Regions from separate parts of the Homo sapiens genome. Here region 1 is linked to region 2. Evidence: read pairs that join two places in POLR2A ChIA-PET (ENCODE). Cell type or tissue: GM12878. All regions are shown on one strand. Links, peaks and the distances in the headings refer to the core of each region. The heading gives the core; the rest is flanking DNA.

Region 1 (8,718 bases), core at 1,615-6,614, 62 kb after region 2:
AATTTTTTTTGAGACTGGGTCTCACTCTGTTGCCCAGGCTGTAATACAGTGGCATGATCATAGCTCACCTGCAACCTTGAAATCTTGAGCTCAAGTGATCCCCTTGCCTCAGCTGCTGCAGCATAGACTACAGGTGCATGCCACCATACCTGGCTAATTTTTTATTTTTGTAGAGATGGGATCTTGCTGTGTTGGCCAGGCTGGTCTGAACTCCTGGCCTCAAGCAATCCTGCCTCAGCCTCCCAAAGCACTAGGATTACAGGGGTGAGCCATTGTACCTGGCCAATGTTACTTTTAATAGTTTCATAGTATTTCATTATCTTCACTCAATCTCCTGTTGTGAGATCTAAAGTATAGAAGGAGATATACCCAACTATTAAAAGTGCTTATCTCTGTATAGTGGGATATCAGGTGACTTAAAAAATTTTTTTTGTATTTTTAATTTTCTTCAATGAATATCAATTATATAAGTAGTAAGAACAAAGATTGAGTGATATATATATACATATTTATTATTATTATTATTTTAGACAGAGTCTTGCTCTGTCGCCAGGCTGGAGTGCCGTGGCGTGATCTTGGCTCACTGCAACCACCGCCTCCCAGGTTCAAGTGATTAATCCCCTGTCTCAGCCTCCCAAGTAGCTGGGACTATAGGTGCACACCACCACGCCCCACTAATTTTTTGTATTTTAATAGAGACGGGGTTTCACCATGTTGGCCAGGATGGTCTCGATCTTCTGACCTCATGATCCGCCTGCCTCAGCCTCCCAAAGTGCTGGGATTACAGGCGTGAGCCACCGCACCCGGCCAAATGATATATTTTTTAAAGGATCAAACAATGTCTTAAATATACATTCATCTCCAACAAGAAGGCTCATGTCACTCCTAATATACTAGCATAGAAGAAGTTTAATAATAAGATTAAACAACTAGATTGCCAGTCAACTATAACTTCATTAGAAAGCTACTCACAAGGGACAGTTTCTCCTGGCTACTAAATGGCCATCTTTATTCAGAGATGGCATGATGGTACATAAAACAGACCCTTTCACTAGGCAATTTGTGACACCAGGCAAGCCACAGTTTCTCTGTGCTTCAATTTTTTTTTTTTTGAGACAAGATCTTGCTGTCTTGCCTGGGCTGGAGTGCAGTGGCACAATCATGGCTCACTGCAGTCTCAAACTTACGGGCTCAAGCAATCCTTCCACCTTAGCCTACCAAGTAGCTGACACTACAGGTGTGCACCACCATGCCTGGCTATTTTTCTTATGTTTTGTAAAGATGAGGTGTCACTATGTTGCCAAGGCTGGTAACTCCCCTCAAGTGATCCTTCTGCCTCAGCCTCCCAAAGTGTCCAACTGCTTCATATGTGCTTTATATGTGCTTTCAATTTCTTCATATGTAAAATGGGGATAATAATAGTACCTACATACATCTTAGAGTTGTTATGAAGATCAAATGACTTCATAAATGCAAACTATTTAGAACAGAACCTGGCACAAACACTACAAAAGTCATGTGACCCAACTTAAGCCCTGGTTTTTCACTTTAAAATAATAGTTCTTTCCTTTGTATCCTCTCCTTACTGCTGTCACCAAAAACATATTATCTAAGGTCAAAGAGTCTCAAACAGCTTGTTGTGCCAAAAGACCGTAGCAAATTTTCTTTTTTCTTTTATTTGAGACAGAGTCTCTGTCGCCCAGGCAATGGAGTGCAATGGTGCAATCTTGGCTCATTGCAACCTCCACCTCCCGGGTTCAAGCGATTCTCCTGCCTCAGCCTCCTGAGTAGCTGGGATTACAGGCCTGAGCCACCACACCCAGCTAATTTTTTTATTTTTAGTAGAGATGGGTTTTCGCCATGTTGGCCAGGCTGGTCTCGAACTCCCGACCTCAGGTAATCCACCTGCCTCAGCCTCCCAAAATGCTGGGATTACAGGCGTGAGCCACAGCACCTGGCCCCATTCTCCTAGTTTTAAAACACCCTGAATTTCAAAGCCAAATATTTTAATTGCTGATTGTGTTAAACTTGTTGGATCTCTTAAAGCTTTTTCCAACCTTTCTACATCTTACTGCTTTTTAGACAGGAATAAAATTATGTCACTAATATTTGCAGTATGGTTAGTAATCGAGAGACAGGAAGTAATAACCCATCAAAACACCATTTCAGATACAATCTTTACCCATTGATTCCTCATTAGAACTCTTGAGGCAAAAATTCAGTGGAGTAACAGCAAGAGTAACTTCCTCTTGACTTGATGTAAAAAGAACAATGGCATCAGCAAGCAATCTATAAAATGTAAAGAACAGTATTAACATTATTTGAAAAACAAACAGAAAGACATACCTTATTAACTGGGACTCAAATCTCTAATCTGGAAATAAATAATTACTTGGCCTGGGTTTAGAAAAATTTACCCAAACTCCTACCTTCTTTCTTATACATAGCTGCTATATTTTCAGCATATTTTAAAATTATAACTTCATTTGAAGGCCAAGAGAATAGCAAAATATATCCTTAGTAAAACACATGAACGCTGCAGTACAAACAAAATTCCAGAATAAAATATCTTTAATTATATGTTTTTGTATGCCCAGTTACTTATGCCCTAGATCATACTGTAAAGGGAGATACTGGAAAGTGAAGCTGTTCAAAAACAACTCAGGTGAATTATGCTGGAGACCTAGATGTGGGGGCAGAGGTTTCTAAGCAGCCTGCTGCCTATATTCTTTCCCTTTGCTCCTTTCCTCGACTGTTACCTGTTGCTTTCAAGGTTCTCTTGACATCCCAAATGCCCTTTTATTCTGGCTCCTTTTTTCAAAAACAGTTTTATTGAGATATAATTCCCATATGACATAATTCACAGATTGAAAATTGTTTGATTTGCATTTCCCTAATGACTAATGATGTTGGGCATCTTTTCAGGTGCTTACTGATATTTTCTTTGAAGAAATGACTATTAAAATCCTTTACTTATTTTTTACAGCTGGGCTGTCTTTTTATTATTGTATTATAAATTCTGCACTCCTTTTGACATTGAGATATTATTAAGATAAAATAAAATTCTTAGAATTTATGTAATCTTGTTGTTAATCTGATGTTAGACATTGGTTTAACGGTGTTTCTTGCTATCAAAATGTCAGGAACACCTACAAAATTCATTTGGGAACTTTTCCAGTGTTAAGCGGGGGCAGTTATACAAGATACCAAATAATTTGATACAAAAAAAATGACAACATGAATGGGCAATTCAAAAAGGAAGGGAGGAAGGAAGGAAGCAAGGAAGGAAGGAAGGAAGGAAGGAAGGAAGGGACCAGATGTGGTAGCTCACGCCTGTAATCCCAGTACTTTGGGAGGCTAAGGCAGATGGATCACTTGAACTCAGAAGTTTGTCTCAATCAGCCTGAGCAACATGGCGAAACCCCGTCTCTATAAAAAAATACAAAAATTAGCCAGGCATGGTGGCTTGCACTAGTAGTCCCAGCTACTCGGGAAGCTGAGGCACAAGAATTGTTTGAACCCAGGAGGTGGAGGTTACAGTGAGCCAAGATCACATCACTGCACTCCAGCCTGAGCAACAGAGGGAGACTCTGTCTCAAAAATAATAATAATAATAATAATAATAATAATAATAATAATAATAATATAAAAACAATATGGATAAAATATCATTTGGCTCACAAAGTAATGTTCATTAATGTTTAATGCTACAGCTGAACTGAAAACTGGATGCACTTTCAAATAACAGGTTTCAAGTTTCAAATTTCAAGACATATATGCCTTACTCATTATCTAGAGGAAAAAACTGTTAATACTTAGGGCCAAAATCATTTCACATAAAAAATGTTAAAATTTCCTCAAGCTCTGTGTTTTAAGATTCAGACAAGAACCATATAAATGCAACTTGATATAGAAAGCCACTGATGGGGTGTTTTTAGAACTTTCTTGGGTCACTAAATTATTATAGCTACCATTAGTTATTATCCACTATTATCTTTAACAAAGTTTCCTCTTGTCCCTGTATGGTGATTTCTCCAAGTCAAATTTCAGCTTAAAAAAAAAAAATGTAATGGCAGGGCGTGGTGGCTCACGCCTGTAATACCAGCACTTTAGGGGGCCAAGGCAGGTGGATCACGAGGTCAGGAGATCAAGACCATCCTGGCTAACACGGTAAAACCCCCCGTCTCTATTAAAAATACAAAAAAATTAGCCAGGAGTGGCGGTGGGCGCCTGTAGTCCCAGCTACTCGGGAGGCTGAGGCAGGAGACTGGTGTCAACCCAGGAGGCGGAGCTGGCAATGAGCCAAGATCGCGCCACTGCACTCCAGCCTGGGCGACACAGCGAGACTCCATATAAAAAAAAAAAAAATGTGCCGACTGAAAAGCTCTAGGGCATTGATTCTTCACTCCATGATCATACTGTATTCAGGTGAAAAAAACTGACAACAGAGAACTCATTACCTTGGTTGAATCATTAGCGTATTAGTACAAACATTCTTGTCAAAAATAACTTGCAAAGGCTGACTTTCTTGAAAACATATATTATGAGTTCTTTTAATACCTTAAAAAGAATAAAGCCACCTCTTAATAATTTTAAGTACAAAACTAACAAATTAAAGAAGTCTTTAAGTTTCACAGCCAAATTAAAGTAATAAAGTAACATTTACTATCTGGCAAGTGCATATACCTTGGAGAAGCACTATTCCTTAATTAAATGTGTTTATCGCTCCCTAGTGGACACCAAGCAATATGTCATACCTTCTGACCAATCAGGCAGGAGAGTTCCCAGACTCCTTTGAAATACAAGCAGTTTCCTTCTTCTTCTTGTTCTTCTTTTGTTAATATATTTTTATTGATACATGGTATTTTAAAATATTTATGGGGTACATGTGGCCAGGCACGGTGGTTCATGCCTGTAATCCCAGCACTTTGGGAGGCCAAGGCAGGTGGATCGCTTGAGGCCAGGAGTTCAAAACCAGCCTGGTCAACATGGCATAACCCTGTCTCTACTAAAAATACAAAAATCAGTCGGGCATGGTGGTGCATGCCTGTAATCCCAGCTACCTGGGAGGCTGAGGCACAAGAATCACTTGAACCTGGGAAGCAGAGGTTGCCATGAGCCAAGATTGTGCCACTGTACACTCCAGCCTGGGTGACAGAGTGAGACTCTGTCTCAAAAAGAAAAAAAAAAAAAAGGCCAGGCACGGTGGCTCACGCATGTAATCCCAGCACTTTGGGAGGCTGAGGCGGGCGGATCATGAGGTCAGGAGATAGACACAATCCTGGCCAACATGGTGAAACTCCGTCTCTACTAAAATATAAAAAACTAGCCGGGCGTGGTGGCATGCGCCTGTAATCCCAGCTACTTGGGAGGCTGAGGCAGGAGAATCACTTGAACCCAGGAGGTGGAGGTTGCAGTGAGCCGAGATCGTGCCACTGCACTCCAGCCTGACAACAGAGCGAGACTCTGTCTCAAAAAAAAAAGAAAAAATGTATGGGGTACATGTGACAGATATTTTGTTACATGCACAGACTGTGTAATTATCAAGCCAGGATATTTGGGGTGTCCATCACCTCAAGTATTTATCATTTCTATGTGTTAAGAACATTTTAAGTCCTCTCTTTTAGCTACGTTGAAACACAGAATACACCGCTGCTAACTTATAGTCACCCTACTCTGCTACCCCACATTAGAACTTATTCCTTCTACCTAACTGTATGTTTGTACCTACTGACCAACCTCTCTTCATACTCACCCACACACCATTACCAGCCTCTGGTATCTACCATTCTACTCTCTACCTCCATGAGATCAACTTTTTAGCGTCCACATTGTGAGAACATGCAATACTTGACTTTCCATGCCTGGCTTATTTCACTTAACATAGTGACCTCTAGTTCCATCCACGTTGCTGCAAATGACAAGATTTCATTATTTTTATGGCCAAATAGTATTCCATTGTGTATATATACTACATTTTCTTTATCCATTAGTCCACTAATAGACACTTAGCTTGATTCCGTAACTTTGCTATTATAAATGGTGCTGCAATAAACACAGGGATGTAGGTATTTCTTTGATATATTTTTTTTTCCTTTGGATAAAGACTCAGTAGTGGGATTGCTGGATCATGTGGTACTTCTATTTTTAGTTTTTTAAGAAATCTCCAAAATACAGGTAGTTTCTTAAATTGCGTGTAAAATAGTGATTGCAGACTACAGATCATATCTCTATTACTCTCTTTCAGTACCCTCCATCCAGGACTGATATTTCTAAACAGGACTTTTGACAGATTTCAACATCTGGTTTGTTAATTCTTTTCTTTTCTTTTCTCTCCTCTTCTCTCTTCCTTCCCTCCTTCTTCCTTTCTCTCTTTCTTTTTTTTTTGACAGGGTCTCAACCTGTTGCCAAGGCTAGACTGTTGTGGTGTGATCTCAACTCACTGCAACCTCCAACTCCTGGGCTCAAGTGATCCTCCCATCTCAACCTCCCCAGTAGCTGGGACTAGAGGCGCACTCTACCACACCTGGCTAATTTTTGTATTTTTGGTAGAGACAAGGTTTCTCCATGTTGCCGAGGCTGAATTATTGTCCTTTTAGAGGAAGAGGAGAGGTAGCAATAATGAGTATGAACCTATGTGCCAGGAACTGTAGCATACATATTACATACATTCTCTCTGATCCTCACAATATCCCTGTGGGGTAGCTAGGATGGCCTCACTTTCATGTCTGGGGCCTCAACTGGGACAACTGAGATGGCTAAGGCCTCTCACCTATTCTTTAATCCTCCAGAAAGCTATTCCATGCTTGTTCTCATGCTGGTGGAAAGGTTCTTAGGGCAACAGTGGAAGCTGACAGGACTCAGCTCGGAACTCACACAATAACACTTATGGTGCATTCTACCGGTATCAAAGCAAATCTAAGGCCGGGTGAAATTCAAAATGAGGAAACATCTCCAGGTATTGAAGGGAGGGGCTGCAGATAATTGGTGACAATTTTTTTTGTGATCTACCACATAAGGGACTATTTTAGGAGCTGGAACTAGCAGAGAACAAATCAGACAAAAATCTGTCTTCACAGGGCTAACATTTTACAGAGGGGAGATAGATAGCAAGAAAATAAATGAATAAAACAGTAGGCAAGGGAGCAGGGCATACACCCTGAGGAGGAAACATGCCAGGGCTTCTGAATCATGGAGGACCTTATAGGCCATTCTGAGATCTTTGGCTTTTACCCTGGGTAAAATGGGGAGCTACTGGGAGAGTTTTGAGCACCGAAGTGACATAATATGACCTATTTTAAAGGGATCACTGTGACTGCTGTTTTGAGAAGACACAAAGCTCAAAAGATGACATATTTTACGTATTTAAAAAATATTTTCAAGTTACTTTTGGTGGAATAGGTAATAGATGCACATGGGACAAAATGCAAAAGATATAAAAGAACAGTGAGAGTGAGTCACCCTCCATCCCTGACTCCTGCCACCCTAGAACCTACACAGAAGCAACTACTGCTACCAGTTTCTTAGGTGTTCTTTAGAAATAACCTATACATATATAAGTGTGTTTATACCTGTATAACAAATATTTGAATCAAGTGAATATTGGTATTGCTGAGGATGTGCAAGCTGAGAAGTGTCTTTTCTTTGTCATCCCCAATGCTCTATTCTTGCTACTTGTTTTCTTCCTTTTTTCTTATAAGCACACACTAGACACCCTCAACCGGTATTTTTTCACACTTCTCCTTCATCTTAGACTGCCATCCCAGGCTGGGCATGGTGGCTCACACCTGTAATTCCAGCACATTAGGAGGCTGAGGCAAGAGGACTGCCTGGCTCAGGAGTTTGAGACCAGCTTCCAAAACACAGTGAGACCTTGTTATCTATTAAAATTTTTTTAAAAATTAGCCAGGTGTGAAAAAAAAATTAGCCAGGTGTGGTGGGCGTGGTTGCTCATTCCTATAATCCCAGCACTTGGGAGGCTGAGGCAAGCAGATCACTTGAGCCCAAGAGTTCAAGACCAGCCTGGGCAACATGGTGAAACCCCATCTCTACAAACAATATAAAAAATTAGGGCCGGGCATGGTGGCTTATGCCTGTAATTCCAGCACTTTGGAAGGCCAAGGAGGGCAGATCACGAGGTCAGGAGATCGAGATCATCCTGGCTAAGACGTTGAAACCCCGTCTCTACTAAAAATACAAAAAAAAAGTTAGCCGGGCATGGTGGCAGGCGCCTGTAGTCCCAACTACTCGAGAGGCTGAGGCAGGAGAATGGCGTGAACCCAGGAGGCGGAGCTTGCAGTGAGCTGAGATCGCACCACTGCACTCCAGCCTGGGCGACAGAACCAGACTCCGTCTTAAAAAAATTAAAATAAAAAAATTAGCCAGGTATGGTGGCACGCTCCTGTGATCCCAGCTACTCTGGAGGCTGAGGTAGGAGGATCACCTGAGTCTGGGAAGTCAAGGCTGCAGTGAGCCAAGATCACGCCACTGCACTCCATCCTGCTCCATCCTGGGTGACAGAGTGAGACTTTGTTTCAAAAAAAAGAAAAGAAAAGAAAAGAAGCTGCACCCTGGATCAAACCATGGCGGTGGCTCATGCCTGTAATCCCAGCACTCTGGGAGGCCAAGGCAGGAGAATTGCTTGAGCCCAGGAGTTTGAGACCAGCCTGGGCAACATGACGAGACCCTGACTCTACAAAAATTAAGAACAAAAACAAA
Region 2 (8,718 bases), core at 1,509-6,508:
TTTTTTTTTTTTTGAGATAGAGTCTTGCTCTGCCACCCAGGCTGGAGTGCAGTGGCACGATTTTGGCTCGCTGCAACCTCTGCCTCCCAGCTTCAAGCGATTCTTGTGCCTCAGCCTTCCGAGTAGCTGGGACTACAGGCATGTGCCACCTCACCCGGCTAATTGTTTGTATTTTTTTAGTAGAGATGAGGTTTCGCCACGTTGCCTAGGCTGGTGTCGAACTCCTGACCTCATGTCATCCACCTGCCTCAGCCTCCCAAAGTGCTAGGATTACAGGTGTGAGCCACAGTGTCTGGCTAAGGTGATGACTTTGAATGACTCTTTAATACTGCTGTCAACTCTAGAGGTTGGAGTTACAACCTGAATTACATTAAAAGGCTATGTTGAGTAATAACGTTACGTTGAACTTAAGTGCTTTTGAACCTTTTGGTTCTGTAGATAATTAATTTTCTTTGAATTGACACCATATTTATTACTGAGTATCCGTGTAACAGATTATTCACTGTGGTCATCTAGGACTCCTTGACTGGAATGAAAGCTGTTTCTTTCTTTTTATATGAGAAAGAGAAATCTCTTTTGTTTCTTTAATTTAAAATTGATCTGTCCTATTAGTCATGCAGTGACTAATAGTGCTTGGTGCTTCACAACATTTTGTATAGTCCCCACTGTATTTCGTTTCGGAAAAACTGACTATGTTGGGTGTGGTGAGACATAGGAACCACTCCTATCATTCTCTAGAAAATTGTCAAAGGTGCTTTCTCTTTACTAGGTCCAACAGGAGTAAACCAGTACTAGCGGGAGCCGTGTACACTTTTCTTGTTCCTTCTTCCCTGTGGCTAATTCTGAGTTCTCTTATTACTCTACGTGGCATGGCTTCCTAGGTGCACAAAAATATGAGAACTGCATGTTGTAATACCTGGGCTTCCCACAGCCTTATGCTACTTAACAATAGAATCAAAGACTGTTGAGAATTGTAACACTTAGAAACCTTGGAGTCTAGTTTTTTTCACCTCACTGATGAGAAAACAGGCCTCCAGAGAGTCAGATGACTTCCCCAAGGTTACTCTACTAGTTATTGGTGGAACTGAGGCTGACACCTATCTCAGTCTCTCATCTGAGACTCCCTTTCCCAGTCCTGTCCCCGTTAGACCACTGGTCAAGTTTTCTTGATGATATATGTGAATTAAAAACCAGTCAGTCTCCTGATACTTTTGTGCTTCGAATGCTTTTCCTGGGTGTGTGTGTGTGTGTGTTTATAACTTCTTTATTCACTCTGACTCATAACTGATGTGCAACAAAAACTCCTCTGCATGCTAAACCACAGTTTAGAGAAACCACTTATTTTAAAAATGGCAGCCTGGTCTGTGCCATATAAATTTTGACCTCTGAATATTGAGTTGTAAAGTATTTATTATGAAACTGTGGGATGTTTATTTAAGCTTAAACTTGAAACCTAAAAGTGAAATTAAAATAATTTCATATCCCAGCCTTTGGATCTGATTTTGATCGTGGTCAGGATTTTGAAGTGTTTTTGTGAGTAATGTCAGTCTTAAAAGTAGTTGTCTTGAGGTGTAAAGATCATATGAACAAAATTAAGATCTAAATTATATTTAGGAAGTGAATGGATGAGGTAGAATTTGGTGTTTTCAAACAGTCATGATCATTTTAATGTACTTATAGAACCTCTATTCTGAAAGTGAGTTGTCCTTTTAAAAAAGTAGTCACCTTCAGAGTGTGTGTGTGCACCCACTGACTTCAGTCTTTCAAGAAGTCCTTGTTGGAATTTTCCTCAGCTAGATTTCAAGCCATGTCAGGACACCACTCTCATTATATTACCATAATTTTTTTTTCTTTTTTTTTTTAATTTTACTTTTTTTAAATTCCAGGATACATGTGCAGGACATGCCATAATTTTCTTAAAGTCAGATTCCAGCATCATCTACCTGTTGATAGCAAATATGACCCTGAGTGAATTTTTTTTTTTTTTTTTTTTTTGAGACAGAGTCTCGCCCTTGTGCCCAGGCTGGAGAGCAGTGGCGCGATCTTGGCTCACTGCAACCTCTGCCTCCTGGGTTCAAACAGTTCTTCTGCCTCAGCCTCCCAAGTAGCTGGGATTACAGGCACCCACCATTACACCTGGCCAATTTTTATATTTTTAGTAGAGACGGGGTTTCACCATGTTGGCCAGGCTAGTCTCGAACTCCTGACCTCAGGTGATCCACCTGCCTTGGCCTCCCAAAGTGCTGGGATTACAGGCGTGAACCACGTGCCCAGCCCCTTGAGTGAATTTTTAAAAACTGATATGTATAATTCACATTCCATAGCATGTATCCTTTTAAAGTGTACAGTTCAGTAGTTTTTACATTCACAAAGTTGTACAGCCACTGCCACTATCTAGTTCCAGAATGTTTTTCATCACCCCCCAAGAAACCCCCTATCCATTAGCAGTCACTCCCCATCTCCCTGGCAACAGAAAGCAGATTCTGTCTGTGGATTTGTGTTTGAGACATTTCATACAAATGGATCGTGTAATATGTGGCCTTTTCCTTAGCATGTTTTCCCTTAGCATGTTTTCAGAGTTCATCCATGTTGGAGCATGTGTCAGTACTTCCTCCCTTTTTATGACTGAATAATGTTCCATTATATTTATATACCACATTTTGTTGATCCATTCATCTGTTGATGGCCATCGAGTTGTTTCTACTTTTGGCTATTGTGAATAGTGCTGTGCACATTTGTGTGCAAGCTTTTGTATGGACATGTTTTTAATTTGAGGGGATATATACCTAGGAGTAGAATTGCTGGGTCATATTGTAACCCTGTTTAACTTTGTGAGGAATATAGCTGTTTTTTTATGTAGCTATATAATATTAATATACATATAATTATTTTATATAAGGGAAAATACTTTAAAAATTGCAGCAATCAAATATATAAATTCTGAGATCAATCAGTACTTTAAATATGCCTGATTTCATAATGAGCTGTGTGCTTCCAAGAGAAAATTGTGGAATATTAATAAGGAAGTGTGAGTGGATTTAGTAAAAGAGCCATCTAGGACTAATGAAATAGCAGGGTTTAGGAAGCCATTGACTAGTGGCTTTCTGACTATTCTGAGTGGTCTTTCATTCTGTAATACATAAGATTACAGGGTTGATGGATAGAGGAGGTTTGCTGTTTGCTTTTTAAACTTCTGTTCCTTGGTATTTTTCTCATTTTGCTATATAGGTGTGTTGCAGTTTTATAAGTTACTTATTAAGGTACCTTTATTTTTGAAGTCATTTCTTCATTTGTTATAGCTTCAGAGCTACTTTTCCTTTGTTCACAAATCTTTTGAGATTTTCTAGCTTAGTTTAAAATTTTCCTAACTTACAGTTTATCTCTTGATTTGTTAACAGTCTCTGTAAAGGATTCTGGTTGAATCCTTTTGTAGTGCAAGTAATTGAATTTTAGAAGCATAACTGTTTATTAAGGAGGTTTTAAATTGTAGCAGAAGGTAGATTACAGATGCAAGCTGTTGTGGAGCTTTTTTTTTTTTTTTTTTTTTTTTTTTTGAGGTGGGGTTGCTGCATGGGAGGAGGCTGTACCCTGAACTTTAGCACTGGTTTGTGAAACTGGGCAATACATAACCTGAATTGTTGCAACAGTATCCAAATGGAGTTTGTACTAGTGTGTGACACCAGAAGCACTACACCGGGTTAGAATGTGACCTACAACCATGTCCTTTGAGTAGCTCAAATGCTAAAGTTAAGTTCAAGCTAAATGTCAAATTCATTTTATGTTCCCATGCCTTTTAGAGAGAGGTCTTGCCTGGGGCTTTAGGTTCAGAAGTTTTAGGAAAATGCTTTGCAAAAGTAAGTTAGCAGTATTTTATTTCTAAAGAAATTTGACTTTTCAAACTGGAAGTTTTAGTTTATGAAAAATAATGTGAGTTTGCCTTTCAAAATTAGTTGTTAACTTTTGATCTCTTTTTAAGAAGTGATGTCCTGGATCCTAATTTTTGTTGTTAGTAATAAAATTTATGAGTCTGTCTTGTTTGGGAGTCGTCATATATTTTAAAAACCTGATAGGGGCCGGGCACGGTGGGTCACAACCTATAATCCCAGAACTTTGGGAGGCCAAGGCGGGTGGATCATTTGAGGTCAGAAGTTCAAGACCAGCCTGGCCAATATGACGAAACCCCATCTCCACTAAAAGTTTAAAAAAAAAAAAAAAAAAAGCCGGGCATGGTGGCGAGTGCCTGTAATCCTAGCTACTAGGGAGGCTGAGACATGAGAATCGCTTGAACCTGGGAAGCAGAGGTTGCAGTGACCCGAGATCGTGCCACTGCACTCCAGCCTGGATGATAGAGCCAGTCTCTGTCTCAAAATAATAATAATAATAATCTGATAGGGAGTTTTCTGTCTCCCTGAGAACTAAAATAATTTGTTTCCTAACAGTTCACAAAATTGCATATCATAAATCAAGACTTTTTGTAAAAGCTGACCTATTGCAGAGGGCATTAGGCTAACACACGACTTATTATTCATTTCAACTTGAGTTGACAACTGGCACAGCTCTTTCAATTTAGTTTAAAGTTTTTAAAGAAGAAAAGAGATGCTAAATGTTTTTGAATAAAATCTCTAACAGGAAAAATCCCCAACAGGATTGGGGGTTGAGGATTGGGCAATGGGGAAGGACAGAAGCTTTTCTTTAAGGAGTAAAAATGCTTCATTCTTTTTTTTTTCTAAGCCAGTTGTTTCATATCTGACACAAAACATGATTCTCCCATCCTTCTAGTGCTTTATATAGTGCCTTAGAAGTTGCAAAGCATTTTTATGTTTTACCTTATTTAATCTTTGTAACTACGAAGCTGCTGCTCTTATCTCCACTTAATGTGAATCTGTTTCCTCATCTATAAAACTGACACATCAAGTAAGGGTGGTATAGTTAGTATTATATTGGGACTTGAACCTAGGTCTCTTGCTTGCATGTCTAATGCTTTTAATTTTTTTTTTTTTTTTTTTTTTTTTTTTTTTTTAATTATTGTGGAGACAGAGTCTCTCTGTGTTGCTTGGGCTGGTCTCAAATTCCTGGGCTCCAGCAATCCTCCCACCTCAGCTTCCCAGAGTACTGGGATTTAAGGCATGAACCACGTGCCCAGCCTGTGTAGTGCCTTTATTTATTTATTTATTTATTTAGAGACAGAGTTTTGCTCTTGTTGCCCAGGCTGGAATGCAATGGCACAATCTCGGCTCACCGTAACCTCCGCCTCCCGGGTTCAAGCGATTCTCGTGCCTCAGCCTCCCGAGTAGCTGGGATTACAGGCATGTGCCACCACACCCGACTAATTTTGTATTTTTAGTAGAGACGGGGTTTCTCCATGTTGGTCAGGCTGGTCTTGAACTCCCAATCTCAAGTAATCTGCCCGCCTCGGCCTCCCAAAGTGCTGGGATTACAGGTGTGAGCCACCGTGCCTGGCCTGTGTAGTGCTTTTAAATAAATGGATGTTTAGTGCTTATAAAAGTAACACATCTTCAGAAAAGTACCATATAAAACACCTATAAATCATAACTCAGCTATAGTAAGCTATAGTCATTGTGGTTCCCTCTAGCCTTTGTGTATATAATTGTATACATGTTATTAAAAAACAGAATACATGTTGGATTAATATGCATCCTACTCTGTAAAGCTTTTAAAAAGTTGCAACAGTGTGCAAATGGAGTTTTTAATAGTGTGTGACTCCAGAAGCATGCTGGAGTGCATGTTTCCATACTGGTAAGCATAACTGCATCATATTCTCCTGCATGTATAGCCCATCAGTTACTAAACCAGTCCTCTATTTGTAGTTATTTAGGTTGTTTCCAATTTTCTGTTATAAATAACACTAGAATGAGTATCTCTTTACATCTGAATATTTCCTCAGGGTAATTCCTTGAAGAGGAATTCCTGGGTCAAAGCCTATGAGCATTTGCAAGGCCTTTGATATAAAGATGACCATAGGGCCGGACGTGGTGGCTCACGCCTATAATCCCAACACTTTGGGAGGCCAAAGTAGGTGGATCACTTGAGGTCAGGAGTTTGAGAGCAGCCTGGCCAACATGGTGAAACCCCGTCTCTACTGAAAATACAAAAATTAGCTGGGCGTAGTGTCGGGCGCCTGTAATCCCAGCTACTCTGGTGGTTGAGGCAGGAGAATCACTTGAACCCGGGAGGCGGAGGTTGCGGTGAGCTGAGATCATGCCACTGCACTCCAGCCTGGGTGACAGAGTGAGACTCGTCTCAAAAATAAATAAATAAATAAATAAATAAAAACTTAAAAAAGATTACGATAGGTCCTCCAGAAAGGTTATATATTACTTTCCCAACTGTGGTGAAATTGCTCTCATCAGCAAGCTTATTGTTGATCTTGAGTCTGTCTCACTTAAGAATTTATAAATTTACTAGGTTCCTAAATAGTTGTTTTTGAGGTGAATAAGTTCTAGAATGGATTGAATTGTTGGTATGAATCCTAAGGACTACAAAATGACTGCAAAAACTTTGCCAGAGACTACGAAAGTGACTTTCTACAAAGAGTGCTTTCTGCTGAAGGGCCCAGTACTATTTTTACTTGGTGAATTCCAACACACGTTTGCACTGTTCTCGTATTCATTAACAGAGTATTTTGAAGAGAAAGGGAATTTATTTCTTTTTGGACTACTCTGTACATTGTTATCTTTTTTGTTTTTTGTTTTTTGTTTTTAAGACGGAGTCTCACTCTGTCACCCAGGCAGGAGTGCAATGGCGTGGTCTTGGCTCACTGCAGCCTCCACCTCCCGGGTTCAAGCGATTCTCCCTCAGCCTCCCTAGTAGCTGGGACTACAGGCACATGCCACCACACCCGGCTAATTTTTGTATTTTTAGTAGAGATGGGGTTTCACTATGTTGGCCAGGCTGTTCTTGAACTCCTGACCTCGTGATCCACCCACCTTGGCCTCCTAAACTTCTGAGATTACAGGTGTGAGGTGAGCCACTGCACCTAGCCACGTTGTTATCTTTCAAGGATGCTGTTATCTAGCAAGTTTTTTGACTTACCAAAATTAGTCTATGCTGTCATTTGAGGTAAATGCAAAAGGTTGGCTGGGCTGAATGAGGCAAACAAAAAGTGCTTCTGTTTTCATATCTGCTATGTTTGAATAGCAATTTGGGGCAAGAAAATAAGATTTAAGCTATTTCCATAAGAGCTAGAAAACTGTTTATGGCCTCTAGGTTGACCACTAATTGGTGATGGAACCATTAGTGTTTCTATGAAATTAGAAAGTCTAAATAAGGATGCCTTATGTATGCATTGTTCTTAGAAATCCATTTCTCTTGGTTTTGAAAGGCCATTTTGATCCTGTCATTTTTTTCTTATTACAATACACAATTCACCAAACAATCAATGGTCTTTGAATAACAAGGTTAGTATGTTTTGTGGATGCCTGAAGCTCTTTAGTATGAAACCCTATATAGGCTATGTTTTTTCCTGTACATTCATACACACCTGTGATAAAGTTTAATTTATAAATTAGGCACAGTTAGAGGTGAGCAGCAATAATTACTGTACAATTCTATACATGAGTATTTATAGATCATTTGACTTCGTGAAGTCAATTAATACTGTAGGGGCAACCCACCCCTACATCTGGGATTTTTTCCTTGTGTTGTCATTACAATCTATTAAACAGCTTCCAGGGGCATCAGAAACTGAAATGCTATCTTCTTCTGTTTGAAATGGTTCTAAAGCTGCTTTAATAATGGCCCAATCATTCCATACTGTAAGTGGAATGATATTACCCTTCCTACCTGCTTGTTTTAGTTCCTTACCAATTCTTTTCCAATCTTTTAGATCTAAAGTTCCTTGTTCTGGAAACCATGGGCAAAATTGTTCTATTATTTGAAATAGCTTGATTAGATTTTTTGTAGATACTTTAACTCCCCCTCTTTTTAAAAGAATTTTAATAAAGCTGAGATAAGAGGCATATTTACTTTTAATTTTACTTTTAGTTTGCCCCATTATCACCCTAGCTTCTTCCGAGTGCACAAGCTTACCGTAAGGCTGACTGTAGACGTCCTCGGGATCTCTCGTCGACTTGTCCTCAATGACCACGCTCGAGCGTACCTTCACCCTAGAGAAAAGCCCCACGTTGGGCGCCAGATGTAGGGGTGGGTTGCCCCTACACACCTGTGGGTGTTTCTCGTAAGGTGGGACGAGAGATTTGGAAAAGAAAAATACACAGAGACAAAGTATAGAGAAAGAAAGAAGGGGACCCGGGGAACCAGCGTTCAGCATATGGAGGATCCCGCCAGCCTCTGAGTTCCCTTAGTATTTATTGATTATCTGTGGGTGTTTCTCAAAGAGGGGGATGTGTCAGGGTCACAAGACAATTGTGGGGAGAGGGTCAGCAGACAAACACGTGAACAAAGGTCTTGGCATCATAGACAATGTAAAGGATTAAGTGCTGTGCTTTTAGATATGCATACACATAAACATCTCAGTGCTTTACAAAGCAGTATTGCTGCCCGCAGGTCCCACCTCCAGCCCTAAGGCGGTTTTTCCCTATCTCAGTAGATGGAGCATACAATCGGGTTTTATACCGAGACATTCCATTGCCCAGGGACAGGCAGGAGACAGATGCCTTCCTCTTGTCTCAACTGCAAGAGGCATTCCTTCCTCTTTTACTAATCCTCCTCAGCACAGACCCTTTACGGGTGTCGGGC

What was found. ChIA-PET counts read pairs that join two places held together with the same protein. Peaks named below come from ENCODE experiments on the same cell type or tissue, not always from the same donor. Only the 100,000 strongest peaks of a DNase experiment are listed, where the experiment ranks them.
Region 1: POLR2A ChIA-PET joins it to region 2 with 7 read pairs; 16 of 35 experiments call an interaction of 5 or more read pairs at or near these places.

What each region holds. Positions count from the first base shown.
Region 1 is chr12:110,508,621-110,517,338 of GRCh38, reverse strand. RAD9B (RAD9 checkpoint clamp component B) reads right to left here. Exons shown (of 11, transcript NM_001286535.2): 5 at 4,461-4,560; 6 at 2,183-2,289. Among named protein-coding and RNA genes, the nearest start is that of RAD9B, 11 kb to the right of the region's middle. RefSeq lists a silencer at 1,807-2,050. In GM12878, for the core only: a CTCF peak has its summit at 4,736 (motif pointing left); a DNase peak (open chromatin) is centred at 4,695.
Region 2 is chr12:110,570,444-110,579,161 of GRCh38, reverse strand. All of the region lies in intron 1 of PPTC7 (protein phosphatase targeting COQ7), which reads left to right. Among named protein-coding and RNA genes, the nearest start is that of PPTC7, 8.5 kb to the left of the region's middle. RefSeq lists a cis regulatory region at 3,590-3,603 and an enhancer at 3,525-3,669. In GM12878, for the core only: no CTCF peak of the experiment used is centred there; no DNase peak of the experiment used is centred there; H3K4me3 peaks cover 1,851 bases; H3K27ac peaks cover 1,657 bases.